Regions from separate parts of the Homo sapiens genome. Here region 2 is linked to region 1. The links are chromatin loops, found by intact Hi-C in ENCODE. Cell type or tissue: PC-3. All regions are shown on one strand.

Evidence for each region. Hi-C counts contacts between places; a loop is a spot of excess contacts. Peaks named below come from ENCODE experiments on the same cell type or tissue, not always from the same donor. Only the 100,000 strongest peaks of a DNase experiment are listed, where the experiment ranks them.
Region 2: a loop joins it to region 1, with 3 times the contacts of the local background. A loop is called at or near these places in 8 of 110 quality-filtered maps.

What each region holds. Positions count from the first base shown.
Region 1 is chr3:168,874,635-168,882,634 of GRCh38, reverse strand. No RefSeq gene overlaps it. Among named protein-coding and RNA genes, the nearest start is that of LINC02082, 23 kb to the left of the region's middle. In PC-3, no CTCF peak of the experiment used is centred here; DNase peaks (open chromatin) are centred at 704, 3,784 and 4,604; H3K4me3 peaks cover 501 bases; H3K27ac peaks cover 2,705 bases.
Region 2 is chr3:169,023,339-169,031,338 of GRCh38, reverse strand. LOC107986051 (a long non-coding RNA gene) reads left to right here. Exons shown (of 3, transcript XR_001740574.2): 3 at 2,169-2,573. Among named protein-coding and RNA genes, the nearest start is that of LINC01997, 24 kb to the right of the region's middle. In PC-3, no CTCF peak of the experiment used is centred here; DNase peaks (open chromatin) are centred at 1,278, 2,428 and 4,298; H3K4me3 peaks cover 944 bases; H3K27ac peaks cover 2,792 bases.

The DNA.
Region 1 (8,000 bases):
AGTTAAGTAGACATTTTGAGTTTCATGGTTGTGTCTTCATGAGAATTCAAACAAAATCAGTGAAACAAATCAGCCAAGTTGGTATTTAGGTCCCACAGACCTAAAATTGAATAATAATCATTAGACCAACCATCTTATTACCTTGGCGCTTAGCATCAGGAGTACATGAAAGAATTAACGTTATTGTTTTGTTCACTGCATCCATGTTTTTGTTTACTGATCTTGTATGCCTATGGTGTCTCTTGTATTCTTAGCATCCACTATCCTTAATGATATTTAATCTCACAGCTTTAAGTAAAAGTAACAGTGGTGTAGAAACTCCATCGGTTGCTTGCTTAGCATTAAAAACAAAGTGATAGATGAAACACAGGGTGATTAAGGAAAAAAAAATTCTCTTTTTTTCTCCAATACTTGATTGGAACATGCACAAATATAAGAGCATTAGGTGGACTCTGACTCAGTATCTGAACAGTTATTTTTATAGTCTGCTGTTAAGTCTAGACATCTTTTTATCTAAGAGTCACTAATTGTTCAAATATTTATCAATAAAGTATTCATCCTGAACTTGCCAGATACACCAAAAAGTACACCACGTGGCTTTACTGTCTGGAAAGTTTGGTTGATAAGTGGCTAACAAGAGAACTGACCATGCTATTTCCGAGGTAGCTGGGAGTGGATGCACGTGATGTTCTTACTTCCTCTGTCTCATTGTCATTAAACACATGAGGGCATCAGCTACATTCCACTGTGACTTGATGAAAGGAACTACCTCATGGGAGGTTTCTAACATGAAAGGCCAGTAAACAATAATTAAAAAAATAGAAATATGTTTCATTAGAGGCTTCTGAAAGCTTTAGAAACCAAGAGCTAAAGTTATTACAAATTCATCCCATCATTGGGAAGATCTGTTTTTGCCACAGGATACATGAGCATAAAACTTGATCTTCCCATAGCAAATATGCCCACAAAACACTGAGCTCTGAGGAGACTAATTATACTGAAAAGTGAAAGTGGCTGTGCTGAACACAATAGGGTTTGTGTAATAAATGCTAGTATTCCAATCTATTTAGCCATTCCCCAACTTGAGGTATGGAGCCCAGTGGCATAGGGCTTTGAAGGAAGGGACGTTTGGGCTGGTGTGCTTTGAGAGAGAGAGGGATGTCATGTAAATTGTGCTGGTCTGAAAGTATCCAGTAAAGATAGTGTGGTCCAAAGGAAATTACAGGAACTTTGGGTTAGGCAGGCCCAACACTGCCATTGACCTGATCTCTGGTATTAAAGTTATTTGAGCTCTAAGACCCTCAGTTTTCTATTCTATAAAGTGAGATTAATAGAATCTATCTTACAGATTTTTATGAGGAGTAACACAGTTGAAATAGTAACGTATAGGAATCTCATAGTGCCTCAGCAAAATTTATTTCCTTTCCATGAAAACCTTTATAATTAAAAATCAGAATCAACTGTTCAACAAAGGTGCTGGACAAGCAACATAGAAAACATCAGCAAAATTATTGAGAAAAATTGTTTAACATTTGAAGAACATCTTTACATGTATCTGCTATTCAGAGAAAATTATTTCTTAAAAACGAACATTGAAATTATTTGATGTAAAGTTTCAGAAACACATGTAAATAAAATTTATCCATATTCTCATTAATTCCCAATGTCTGGGGCTTTATGAAACTAGTCACACATGTTAATCACTTCTCCATACCAAAAGGAGCCCAGGCACATCTTTAGCTTTGAGTTGAAATATAGAGGAATCAAAGTTGTAGAATATAGGAATAATTTACTCTTGAGCAATTTGACCTCTTAGGGTTATTACAGTCAGTTCTCAAGTGGATTTTCAAACCTTACTGAAGGAATTTACAATTTGTTTTGCAAAGCAATAAAATGAAAATGAAAATAAAGACATAAAAGCAAGAAAAAACATTCTGAATGTTACCCAAAAATAATTTTTGAGAATACAGTATTTCTTATATTAGATAGTCATCATGAAAATTGTCCATCAATTATTACCCAACTAAATACTAATGACTTTGAGACTTCAGAGGAGATCAAAGCCTGATGGCTTCATGTTCTCTGCAAGAGATGGTAAGTAACAAAAACAATCACTCTTGTTAGTTTATTGTCTCATGCTTCTAGATGGACTACATTGTAGTACACAGTTTCAGTCAATCTTACAAGAAATGAAGAATTCTGAATCTTTTCATTCAGCCAAGAAATATTCTCTGAATACCTACTGTGTGCCAGGTTCACAACAGTGAGCAAAACCAGGCATGATTCTTGTACCTTGAAACTTGTAATAGTGAAAAGAAACACGATTAAATAATCATTCAAATTAATAGCTAATTTAAACAAGTGACAAAGGTGCAGGCTGCTGTGAGGAAAATAGTATCAGGGACCCCAATTTAGACTGGCAGGGGTGGGATGGAGGTGTTTAGTTCCAGATATTCTCTCTGAGGAGATCACTACTTCACTGACATCCAAAACACTAGATAGAGTGTAAAAGTACACATAGAGATGGGCCGGGCACGGTGGCTCACGCCTGTAATCCCAGCACTTTGAGGGGCTGAGGCGGGGGGATCACGAGGTCAGGAGATCAAGACCATCCTGGCTAACACGGTGAAACCCCGTCTCTACTAAAAATACAAAAAATTAGCCAAGCGTGGTGGCGGGCGCCTGTAGTCCCAGCTACTCTGGAAGCTGAAGCAGGAGAATGGCATGAACCTGGGAGGTGGAGCTTGCAGTGAGCCGAGATTGCATCACTGCACTCCAGCCTGGGTGACAGAGGGAGACTCCATCTCAAAAAAAAAAAAAAAAAAAAAAAAAAAAAAAAAGTATACATAGAGATAAGGGGAAGAAGAGGAAGAAAGAGTAGGGAGGAGAAAACAATTCCACAGGGAAAACACTGGGTACATAGGAGTTACTGACATGATTCTTAAGGATACATTGGCAAAGGTATATATGCGTGTTAGATTGTTATAAACATTTTTTTGGGTCTTCTTAAATTATTTTTATTCTTTCAACATTAGAGAAAATTTATTAATCAAATGACGACATTTTTTCAGCAGGTTCAGATTAAGCAAAACTCTACAGAATATACACGAAGTATAGTGATGTTCTATCAAAAAGCAGAATGAATTATAATTATGATAATATTTTGGCATATTATCAGATATACACCTGCAGAAATTCCCATGTTTAGTGGCAATATTTTTTTTTTTATTATTTTGTTTTTTATTTCAATAGGTTTTTGGGGAACAGATGGTGTTTGGTTGCATGAATAATTTCTTTAGTGGTGATTTCTTATAAACATTTCTGTGTCAGTGTCCTATGGCTGCTGCAGTAAATTACCACTAATATGCATTTACAATTTAGTGTCTTTAAACAATATAAATGTATTATCTCATGATGCTGAAGGTCAGAAATGTAAATCAGGTTATTGGGGAGGACTATGTTCCTTCTGGAGGCTTGAGGGGAGAATAGATTTTCTTGCTTTTTCCAGTGTCTAGAAGCCACCTACATTCCTTAGCTTGTGACATCTTTCTCCATCTTCGAAGCCAGCAGCTTAGCTTCTCTCTTCTCTGATCTCCTTATAAAAACTTTCATAATCACATTGGGCCTACTCAAATAATCTAGGAAAATCTCCCCATTTCACGATGCTTAACTTGATCACATCTGCAAAGTCCCTTTTGCTGTGTAAGGTAATGTATTCATATTCCAGGAATTAGGACATGGGCATCTTGAGGGGCCATTATTCAGCCTGCCATGACCTCTGTATTCTCAACTATTTTAAGTAGCTTCTGACTCATCTCTTACAGACCATGTTATCATGTGGGTAGTGTTCTTAACAATAGCCTGATGTACAACTCTTTATAGACATGAATACAAATATGATATTTTTAAAAACTATGTGACATAAAAATACATGGACAAATTATGACCAATTATTTTTAAAATTTTACTTAGTTAATGGATGCAAAAGAAAAGTTTTAATACAATGTCACGTTGAAAAGGACTTAAGATTCTTGGGATAAGGTCAGGAGCCAATAAACATTTTGAAAGCAGCTTGAGACTTCCAGAGATATGAAAAAGGAAACTCAGAAAGAAGACCTGTGAATTAAAAAGAAAAACTTCCCAAGGTAAAACTTAGAGAAACGAAGGACTAACTGTAGATCACAGTAGAAGTCTGTAGACCAGAAACTACTTGCTTCCTTTAGTGGTCTGTATAACATTACTGCCCTGTTTTTTTAAGAAAAGACTTTAAGGGCACCCCACTATCTAGATAACAGCATGTGCCTTTTGCATGAAGTTTTCTTTAAGCAGTTGCTATTGTGCATATAATATGATAAGCAAACACTAAATCACTTGCATGAATGACTTGGCCAATAAGTGACAAAACCAGGAACAGAACCAGGTTACTCTCAGAAATGAGCTCTGAGCTTTTTCCAGTCTCTCAGGGCTTCTTCTTAGGAAGTGAGAGGTACAGTATTATATAACCTTGAAGAGATCACAAAGGCAGATAACAGGCAAAGCTGTGGTTTAACTTGCTGGGTAGGAAAATCAGCCTGAAAAGCTTTACATTAATTTCTTATTCATCTCGTTTCCTAATTAGCCATCCAGGCCACAGGAAGAACTGGTCAAACCAGTTTGAAGTAATGTAGCTGATACTTCTTCCTAGTTAAAATCATTCTGGGCAACTAAATGACCACAAAACCTCTACTGATAGCATCTGTATAGATTTAAGGTATTTCTCCATATTAAAGGTACATTTTACTCTGAATTAATCAGTTAATGTACTAAAAAATACGAATAAATAGATAGTGCTGTTTTGACTTAGGTAGAACATAAACATTTTGACTATGAAGATATAACCTAAATATAGGTAAATACCCCAAAAAATTGGAAGGGGAAAATTTATTGTTTTGATTTGTTGACTTCTCAGTAATTTCATTGATTTTCGATAAAAATTGAGGATCAGCTTTGCTAAGATTCAAGTTGAGACAAAGTCAACTAGAGAAAGAAATTAGTTAATCTTCATAAATATTGCACCTTGCCTAGTTGTAAACTGTAGGGTAAATTTTATAATTGTATTTTATGCTTCTGAGAAATAATAATTATTTTCTTCAAGGTGACTTCTGAAAGGTGATTACTTTTCCATCAAATTTAAAGACAAATGAGATATTAACTAGAGAATTTCAATAATATATCCTTATTGAATTATTTTATATATGGCTTTATCTAATATTGCCAATGAACAATATTTCTAGCTGGCAAATATTTTATGCGATGGCATATAGACATAGCACATATAAGAAAGTGCAATGAATTGACTTTTTGTTAAATTAGGACTGTTTTAGTATTTGCCATGGCATGGAATGTCTTACTACCACCTTGTAGTAAGACCCTGTTCAGCCTGGCAAGAAGATACATTGTGGAGTCTAAGATCACATTCCCTCCACTGTGGCAATTACAAACTCCATGGCCATATATACCAGCACAATGTCTCTAACAAGCTAAATAAGCATATGCAGAAAGAAAAGTGTTTCGGTTTGTTAAAAGAACTATCCAACACCCTGCCGGTTAAAAAAAAAAAAAAAAGCCTATGGCTTTCATGATGGGCAGAGGGGTGTATTCAAATTTCATTTAATACTTTGCTTCCCACAAATTGGGATTGACCTTTTGTGGTTTATGACAGCATTTTTTGCTCAGGTCTTTATCAAAGGCCTGGAACCACTGGGGTGATAGATCAGCTGTCATCCACCCGTTCCTCAGAATGTCTTTGTATTAAACTAATGGTCCAGCAGAGCAGCCAGTCTGACAGGCAGGTTATTTATTTGCAATCTGGTAAAAGAACCGACAACTTCATTGTTTTAATTGTTCATTTTTCATCGGTTGATGCATTAGCTCACCCGGATCTTTATGCCTCAGTCAGAGAATAAATACTTGGGAGTCAGGACACCAGAATGACTGGGTCCCTCTTAAAGTTCAAGAAGTTGCAGATAGCCTCAGTGCTAGCTGTGATTACCAGCAGCCCATGTGCATTTGGGGACTTTTTTGGTCTTATCTCTGCTCTGCATCTCTTTCCTTTCTTTCAGGAAGACCTATGATGTCAGCTACTGATCTGATTGTTTCTTGAAACAATGTTCCTAGTTCTCACAGCCTATTAAAGGAGAAAGACTGGAGTGGGATGAGAGTCTCCACAGCTCCATGAGGGTGGGGGCCTGCCAGACAGACAGAAGTAGAGGCCCAGAGACCTCAAATATATCATGATATCATGGAAAATAGATTTAGCTCAGGCCAGTGTCTCTCGGAATCACTGGCAAGCTTTTTGCTAAAAATGCATGGCCTGGCCTCCCCTGGGTGATTCTAACTTAGTGACTCTTTGGTGGAAATTGTACATATATACATATATATGTGTCTCTGTGTGTGTGTATATATATATATACACACACATACACTATCCACTATATATACATACCTACATATATACACACTATATGCTATACACTATAGATACATACACACTGTGTGTGTGTGTGTGTGTGTATATATATATACACATACACTATATATACTAGATGGCTAATTAGGAAACAGTTTTATATATATATACACACACATACATATAAAATTATGTTTCCTAATTAGTCATCCAATAAATAATGTCCAATAGATAATTATTTTTATTAGCTATAAATATAAATGTATATTTATGTCAAATATAAATTTAATGTATACATGTTTTTGAATCCTGTAATTTAACTGTTAGTTGAGATTCATTGATCTGGAGTCTAGACCAGCACCCTCAATCTACAGATATAAGATATGCAATAGATTGAATCACTGAATCAAGGGCATAGCTAATTAGTAGCAAAGCTAGAACTAGAACCCAGGCATGTGGACCTTCAGGACAATGCACTTTTTATCCTCAACATCAGATACTATTCTCCAGAAACAACTGAGACATTGGTTCTATCAATGGTTTTTGCACATGCTAATGTATCAAGGCACTATAAGGAGGTCTCCATTTGCTCTCAAAGCTCATCTCAAAAGTTGACCTTTAGAGAGCAGAGGACAACTCAACAGTTCAATTACAACCATGGAGGGGGTTCCTGTGAAACTATTGGTACCCAAAGTTTATTATTACTTTACTGTTTTCCTTCACATTAAAATTGAGAACACTTCTAGGAGGGAGGCAACGTTTTAGTTTTCTCAATGCATCTGACACCTTACATAGAACCTAAAATACTGAAGGCACTCAATCAATGCTTGGAGGATAGAGAAAGGAAAGAAAAAAGAAAGAAAAGAAGGGAGGCAGGCAGGCAAGCAGGCAAACTTCTCTAGTACAATATACATAATTGTGTAAAAAGCTTGCTCTATAAAAAGACAGAACACTGGCTCCCTGTATGGTGTGTTTACATGTTCATTTGCTTATTAAACAATTATTCAATATTTACTATGGATCACGGTCCTGTGCTTGACGCTGATGACATAAAATTGAATAAAATTAGTGTTGTGGCTGGGCGCGGTGGCTCACATCTGTAATCCCAGCACTTTGGGAGGCTGAGATGGTGGATCACCTGAGATAAGGAGTTCGAGATCAGTCTGGCCAACATGGCGAAACCCTGTCTCTGCTAAAAATACAAAGATTAGCTGGGCATGGTGGTGGGCACCTGTAATCCCAGCTACTCGGGGGCGCTGAGGCAGGGGAATCACTGGAACCTGGGAGGTGGAGGTTGCAGTGAGCTGAGATCGTGCCATTGCACTCCAGCCCCCAGCAAGAGAGAGACACTCTGTGTCAATAGACTGATTCAGGAAGATACGTGAAAAATTAACACAGAACAATCTGACAAGTGCTACTAACAGAGACTTGTAAAAAGGATGAAAGCATCCTAAATAATAGTCAACACCATCAGGAGGGAATCAGGGTGTCCTTACATGGTAGCATTAGAATTGGGGCTAGAAGAGTGAATAGAAATTCACCAGTCAGAAGA
Region 2 (8,000 bases), 150 kb before region 1:
AAAGGGAGTGGTTTTTAGGGTCAAATGATGCCAATAGGTGAAATAAGAACGGGGAAATAAATCTAAGGTATTTAGTGTCAAGGACGCCATAGATGACTTCAATGAGAACAGGTTCAGAAGAGTAGTGGAGTGACGAGATGGTGGAGAAATTAGAAAGAACCTGCAAACACAGAAAGCGTTTTTAAGAAGTTTGCTGTGTCAGGAAAGAGACAGACAGAGCCAGAGTTATAGATGGAATTGGAATCAGCAACTAACAGCTAACATAGCTGAGTACTTATGAGGTCCAGATACTCTTGTAAACATTCTACACATATTTCCCATTCAATCTTCACAACAACCCTGTTACGTTAATTCTGTTATACATACTTCACAGGTGGGAAAACCAAGGCAAAAAACATGCAACAATTGTCCAAGGCCCTGTTAAGTTTTGGAGCACCCTTAATCATCTTCTGCTATATCCACCTGCTGGTCTGGCAGTCCAGGAAGGTTATATATGTGGGTTCTTTTATTCATAACACTGAGAAGCTTCCTATTTTAACTATTCTTGCTGAATTGGAGTTCAGTTTTAAACTTAGGCCCAACAAAATGTTTAACACTTAGGCAAAGAAAATTAGTTGTTCCATTCCAACCAAGGTTCAGAAACTTTTCTATTTGCCTCACTCTCTGAGCCCTGATTAGTGAAAGAACACATCTAGATGCTCTGTATTGATAATAATCATCATTGATATGGCTTCACTGTGTCCCCACCAAATCTCTTCTTGAATTGTAGTTCCCATAATCCCCACATGTTGTGGGAGAGACCCAATGGGAGGTAATTGAATCATGGGGGCAGTTACCCCCATAATGTACTCATGATAGTGAATAAGCTCTCATGAGATCTGATGGGTTTTCTAAGGGGTTTACCCACTTTGCTTGCTACTTCTCCTTCCTGCTGCCATATGAAGAGGGACATGTTTGCTTCCCCTTCTGCCATGATTGTAAGTTTCCTGAGGCTTCCCCAGCCATGCTGAACTGTAAGTCAATTAAACCTCTTTTCTTTATAAATTACCTGGTCCCGGGTATGACTTTATTAGCAGTGCGAGAACGAACTAATACAATTATTATTTGTTAGTCATATCATGAGTTAGAGTAGTCTCCCCTTATGCATGGGGTATACATATCACAACCTCCAGTGTATGCCTGAAACTGCAGACAATACTGAACCCTCTATGCACTATGTTTTTTCATTCTTGATAATGAAGATTACTATTAAGTGACTAAGGGACAAGTAGCACAGGTAACTGACAAAGTGATGATTCATATTCCAAGCAGGACAGAGTTAGACAATGTGAAATCCCATTACACTACTTAGAAGGGGCAGGCAATTTAAAACATGAATTGTTTATTTCTGGAATTTTCAATTTAATATTTTTAGACCATGGTTAACTGTGGGTAACTGAAACTGCAGACAGTGAAACTGCAGATAAGGGAAGGACTACTGACTGATTTGTGGGTTCATTTGAAACTGCTTGCTTTGGATGCCAACATTATTTAGCTTGCTTGTTAGTTTGAAATAAGCACCAAGGGATCTAGAAAAAGAGCTAAGAAAATATAAAAGAAAGGATTTCTGGGAAATGTTGAGGACCCAGTTACTATAGCAGAGACCATGAACTTAGTATGGCATCTATCTGCACAGTTACGTGATTTCCTCTAAATTATGTTCAGTCACTGAGGTGAATATGCTGAGAAGGGAGATGGTTGGATTCCTCAAGACTTGGGTTTCTGCCAGTACATGATGGAAGAATAATGAGCCAAAAAGTTAGGATATTAAGAACAGAGTAGTTGAAATGATGGCTCATGGGACTTACACTATGTAGAAAAGGAAGACAGGGGAGAGTTGATTAGGAGAATGAAGAAGGGTCAAGGGTTTTGAATGTAAGCTCCACAAGAGCAGGCATCTTTGCTGGGTTCACTCCAGGAGATCTGATGTCTAGAACAATATAAGGTACTAACAGGGCTCTTCATAATATTTAGTACAGTGGCTAAACAAATGAGGTTAAAAAATGTATGGGAAGTAACTGGGCAACAGTCAGAGAATAAGAGTTTTAGGTCAAATAATTATAGATTCTGAATTTGCAATAGAAAATCTGGAGCAGTTTCAGATAAAGATTAATGACTCCGATTTACAGCATTGCGGTGGACTCCTGAAGGGTATTGGACTGGAAAAAGTCATTCGAGATGAGACCAACGTGCTTAGAACCAAAGGTTTGTTTGGGCTGAACACAGGTCTTGCCAGGCACTCAGGATAATAGAATTTGGAGAAGAGAGAAGAAATGTAAGCCCAGGCACCAAGACGATCAGTGAATGAGAAGGAATGATTAAGAGGCTGGAAGACAACACACTGTGATGGACAGACAATAGTATGACCAAACGGTATATGAGTCAATAAAAAACTTCCAGCTACCTCCACTCAATAATAATAATGGTTAATGTGTTCCATTCGCCTGGCTAAAGTGACTCACAATGGATGCTTTATAGTCCGATATACCTGTTTTCATGGTCTAAAATAAAATATTGATTGCTCATCTGGAAAATTATTTTATTCTGTGCCATATGATATGAATCTTGCTTTTTTTTTTCTTTATGTGCCAACACTGGGTGAATTTATAAGGGCAGATTTATTTGACGGAAGTTATCAATCAGTAAAAAGAAAACACGTTCAATCTAGTTTAAGTTTCTGATATTTGTGTAATAATGCATTTGCAAGTTCTTATTATTCATTATTTTTTCTAGATAGGCATTTTCTAGGCTGGGCATGGTGGCTCACTCCTGTAATCCTAGCATTTGGGAGGCTGAGGTGGGTGGATCACCTGAGGTCAGGAGTTTGAGACCAGCCTGGCCAACATGGTGAAATCACGTCTCTACTAAAAATAGAAAAATTAGTTGGGCATAGTGGTGGGCACCTGTAATCTCAGCTACTTAGGAGGTTGAGGTAGAAGAATCGCTTGAGCCCAGGGGGTGGAGGTTGCAGTGAGCTGAGATCATGCCACTTCACTCCAGCCTGGGTGAAAGAGCAAAACTCTGTCCCAAAAAGATGTGTGTTCTACTCCTTCTTTATTCTTATTGCAATGACATGCATGATGGGAGCAAAGTATGTCAAATATCTTGGGTTGGCCAAGGCCTTTTATTTTTCCTAGTGGTATATTGTTTACTTGTTGGTGTAGTTTGAAGTTAACTATATTCAAATTTGACAATAAAAATATTTTCTTTTTAAGTGATCAGTTTTCATTTTGATGATGTTATGTAAAGTGCTAAACATTTTATCATGTCTTGAAACTGAAATTTGTCTCAACTTTTTTTTTTTTCTATTTTTTTTTTTATTATACTTTAAGTTTTAGGGTACATGTGCACATTGTGCAGGTTAGTTACATATGTATACATGTGACATGCTGGTGCGCTGCACCCACTAACTCGTCATCTAGCATTAGGTATATCTCCCAATGCTATCCCTCCCCGCTCCCCCCACCCCACCACAGTCCCCAGAGTGTGATATTCCCCTTCCTGTGTCCATGTGATCTCATTGTTCAGTTCCCACCTATGAGTGAGAATATGCGGTGTTTGGTTTTTTGTTCTTGCGATAGTTTACTGAGAATGATGATTTCCAATTTCATCCATGTCCCTACAAAGGACACGAACTCATCATTTTTTATGGCTGCAACTTTTTTACAGTGTACAGAAGCATGTAAAGGTGCTTTGTTCTATACCTAGAAGAGAAAATGGAAAATTGAGACAATCACAAATTTAAGTATAAAAATAACTTGGTTATTTCATTCAAAAACATTTTTTAGCTGAATGATCTGAATATTTGTCTAATTGCCCTCATTTATTTCTGTCCAAGGAGATACAGTGTCTGAAACAGAAACTAAATAAGAAGTTTCTGATTCTTTGATTAAAGAATAGGTGAAAATGTTTTGACGTCTGTGCTATAATGGATAGAACCTATCCTAGTCAAAAAATCCTTTATCTTGATTGTCAATAGCTAGAATTTAGGGATAGAAGCCAACCAATGGATAGGTTGTTTCAGAAAGGAGTGTTTTCTTGCTGAACTCTTGCTTTCCTTTGTCTTTTTTAAGTTGAAAGTCACCAGGCACTCTTTGATAGCTTGTTCCAGTATTCGCTAGTATTCTTTCCCTTTCACTGTTTCAACTGTGCTAGTCAAATGAGTTTCCATAGCCCTGTCCTCAAAAGTTGTATAGGGCATGATGGCTTGTTTTGTTTGGCAAAATTCTCTAGAACGTGATTCATTGTCTGCAGGTGATTCATGGTTAGGAAATTAATTCTGAACTCTGCCAGTGATTGCGGTTGATTAAAGTCCAGAAGTCCCTGCCGTCTGTTCACTAGCACTCTTTGTCAACTGAAATATTTCTATAATAAAAAGAGCCGAAAGTAGATGTGCTTGATGCATGGAATTAACATGTGTGTTTGCATCTTTTGAAACAGCTACTCAAGCCTACGCAATTTTAACACTTGGCATGAAAATCATTTGAAAAGTGTCTGACTGAATGAATCACATTTTACAAATAAATATCTGTCAAATGGTGCAATTACTTCAGATCCAGTCATTAAGCAATAAAATAAAGAAGTAAATAGGATACATCTGCTGCAAAGTGCTATAGATATGTGAGTTTCCTTCTCAAGTTACTTGTCTTTAATATTTTAGCCTAATTGGTAGAATGATTCACTAGAAACATCTACCACTCAATCTAATTATGGCACCAAAAAAAAGGGAGGGGGGAGGGAAATAAGGCTTTCTAGGCTAGTCCACAGGAAAAGAAAAAAAAATTCACTTACATGAGTAAAGAAATCAAAGAACAGAGATGAGCATAAAGCATTTCTTTTATGTGTCATTATGAGATGAAGGACCACAAATTTGAAAAATAATACCAGCAACTCAAGGTGTTAAGTACTTTCTTTCTATATTAAAACATTTTGTTGTGTCCATGCAAAAATCAAAGCAAATTTAAGAAGATTGTGATTTTTGTAAACAAATGGAATTCTCTGTGTGTGTGTGTTTTCTTTAATGAGGAAAGTAAGTAAATGAACAGGGATTATATTAGCGTTATAATTCTCTACCACTTTAAGTTTATCAGTGATACACAATTTATATTCAACAGCAGGCCAGGCAACGCATAAGGAAAATATGGCTTTTTGACACATAAATGACAACATCAAATATTAGGTCTTCTATCTCCAGTTGGCCTCCTTTCTATATAAATAATTATGAGAAGGACATAAGAAATAGGAAACCTGTGAATAGTTTAGTGAAATATTTAAAATAAGTTTTTGCCTGGATTTTATTATAAAAGTAGTACATTTTGTTGTTAAAACTTTAGAAAAAATAAACAGAAGAAATGAAAAATTACACATAATCTTACCACTCAGAAAATTTATATCGCTTCCTATGTATCTCGTGGTTTTTCTGCATTTTTTTCTCTGAATACTCTTAAGCCTTGACCTAAAGATGCCTCCTATTTCTGTTCTCTTTTGTCCATCTCACATTACTATGAGAAGAACATGCTCAATCCAGCTTATTATCCCAGGGAGGAGGAGAGACACGTGGAGCATGTGGAGCAGAGCTGCTCCAGCCAATCCGTAGGCCTACAGTGATGCATGAGTAACAATAAATGCATGAATGGAAATAAGTAATAGTTGTTTGGGGGTGATTTGTTATGCAGCAATAGCCAACAGGTACAATGTGAATAGATATAAATATATTTACTCACACACACATTATATATACGTATATGCAAATGTGTGAGTATATATGCTCACACACATTATAAGTATGCTTTCTATATATGTATGAAATATGTATATAAAAAAATCAGAAGCACAATGTCCTTTAATGTGTTCTTTCAGTGAATATATTACCACACTTATATCAAGTATAAATAAATATTTCCATCTTTGTCTTCCTGCGAGAGTGTGAGGTTGGTGAAAGCAGACACTAATGTATGCTACAGCCTGGCCAGAATATAGCCTACAGTAAGAACTAAAAAAGCACTTGCAATTAAATTAGAATTTTCAATAATGTCTTTTTAATGGCTATACTTTATTCCATTGTATATATGCACATATAATAATATACCTAATCAGTCCCCAATTTTTATTCCTGTTGAAATTGGTGTATAGTCATATAGTTAAGTCTCTATACACATGTCTGATTTTTTCCTTTGGAAAGACTCCTAGAAGTAGAATTTTGGATCCAAAGTTATAGAAAGGACAGCTATTTAAATAAAAACCTTTCTATCAGCATCTTAGAAATCATGATTTGGAAAATGACTTTTGGTTTTTGTTTTTTTTGTTTTTTGTTTTCTTCTAATATGGCCTTTCTAAATTAAGGTGAGAAAAAGAGTGGTCTCAAATTTTTCTTAGAACAAGGAAAGTTTAATAGTAAACATTTTTTCCCCTTAACATCAAGAAATTAAGCCGTAACCACTTTCCGTTCTGTCATTTTCTCTTTCTGATTCTTTGGCTTCCTTTCATAGCTGGTCGATGAAGATCTTTTGAGATTTACTATGTGTGGAACACTTATGGTATTAATCTCTTCTCTAAAGGTACTATTCTGCTCTTCCATTTAACACTCAAGCAGGTATATGGAATAACAGTGTAGAGACTATAAAATCATAGGCTGAAATTCCAAAGATAGTACCAATCAAACCAGAGAGAAACAATCTCACCTGCTTCTGTGCACACCCCTATTATCTGACTTGAAGGGACCTTTCATTGCCTTTCAGTTGAGACAGGTTTTAAAGCAAAGACCAGAAAGTTGACTAGAGGCCCAGAGGACTTATTAGCAATCATAAGAGAGGGTACATGTGCTAATGCTGAAGAACTTATACACAGTATTTTACTGAGGATACCCTTTAAAAGGGGCCCTAATTGTGTCTGAAACTCTTCCTTCCTCATCTCTAGGGATTATTCTACGATGCAGACTTCACAGTGAACAAAGACATTTGCTTTACAGCTTTCTTTGTAGTACCTGTTCAAAGTATAATAGGCTTGTCAATACATGGTAATGTTATTCCCACATTCTGTTAAGCACTATATTTATTATAAAACATAAATGATGGTGGGCTGACAGATTTTGTTAGTACAGACACTGGATTTTAACTACGCACAGCCTAGTTTAATTGATATGTATTTCTATAGTTTAAAAAACTTTTGTTGGTTGTTTTCCAAATGTGACTAATTTGTATTTTAATGCTGATATTATATTCAGTTCATGGCTGTAGCTAAGGAAATATAATCAGAAGAGTTTAATTTTGCTTTGAAATAGGTATATGATTTGTAAAGATCAGAAAAAAAGAGGGGGTATTTCTTTGAGTTTTAAATAACTGCAATTTTAGCCCACTTTTGATATCACAATTGTCTTGGACTAATTTGAATATAACCCCTTGTAGCAGGGTTGAACCATTTTCTCCAGGATCACAGTTCAATTCCATATATAGAACAAAAACTGAAAGGATTTAAAAAGTGTTTCTAATTGTGCCCCACCCCCAACACCCACAAAGAAGGCCGTGTCTTGTCACTGTTGTACAGTTATGCTTGTAAGCCACTTAAATCAAGCCAAATTTACAGTTGGAAGTACCATATTTCAGTGAAGATTTTTCCACTGATGCACAAACTTCAATTTAATAAAAAGGCCACTGGATTTTGGAACAAATATGAAAAATGATACTCTCTATTTATGTTGGAAACATTGAAGACATGATTCAAAGATTACCCTCATCCTGTCCCCCACAAGAAAAAACAGATGTATACATATATTCAAAATGATATGAATAATGGGGGCATTTATTCAGATATTTGGCTTGAAATAATCCGATGTACTAGATAAAAGTGTTTTGGTACTTTTGGGCTTGAATTATTGAGGTAATTGCACCAATTCACCATTTTACTTTGCCTCTGCAAGTATAGCAGTACGTTAATTATAGTCCAATGTACAGGGTTTTTTTTCC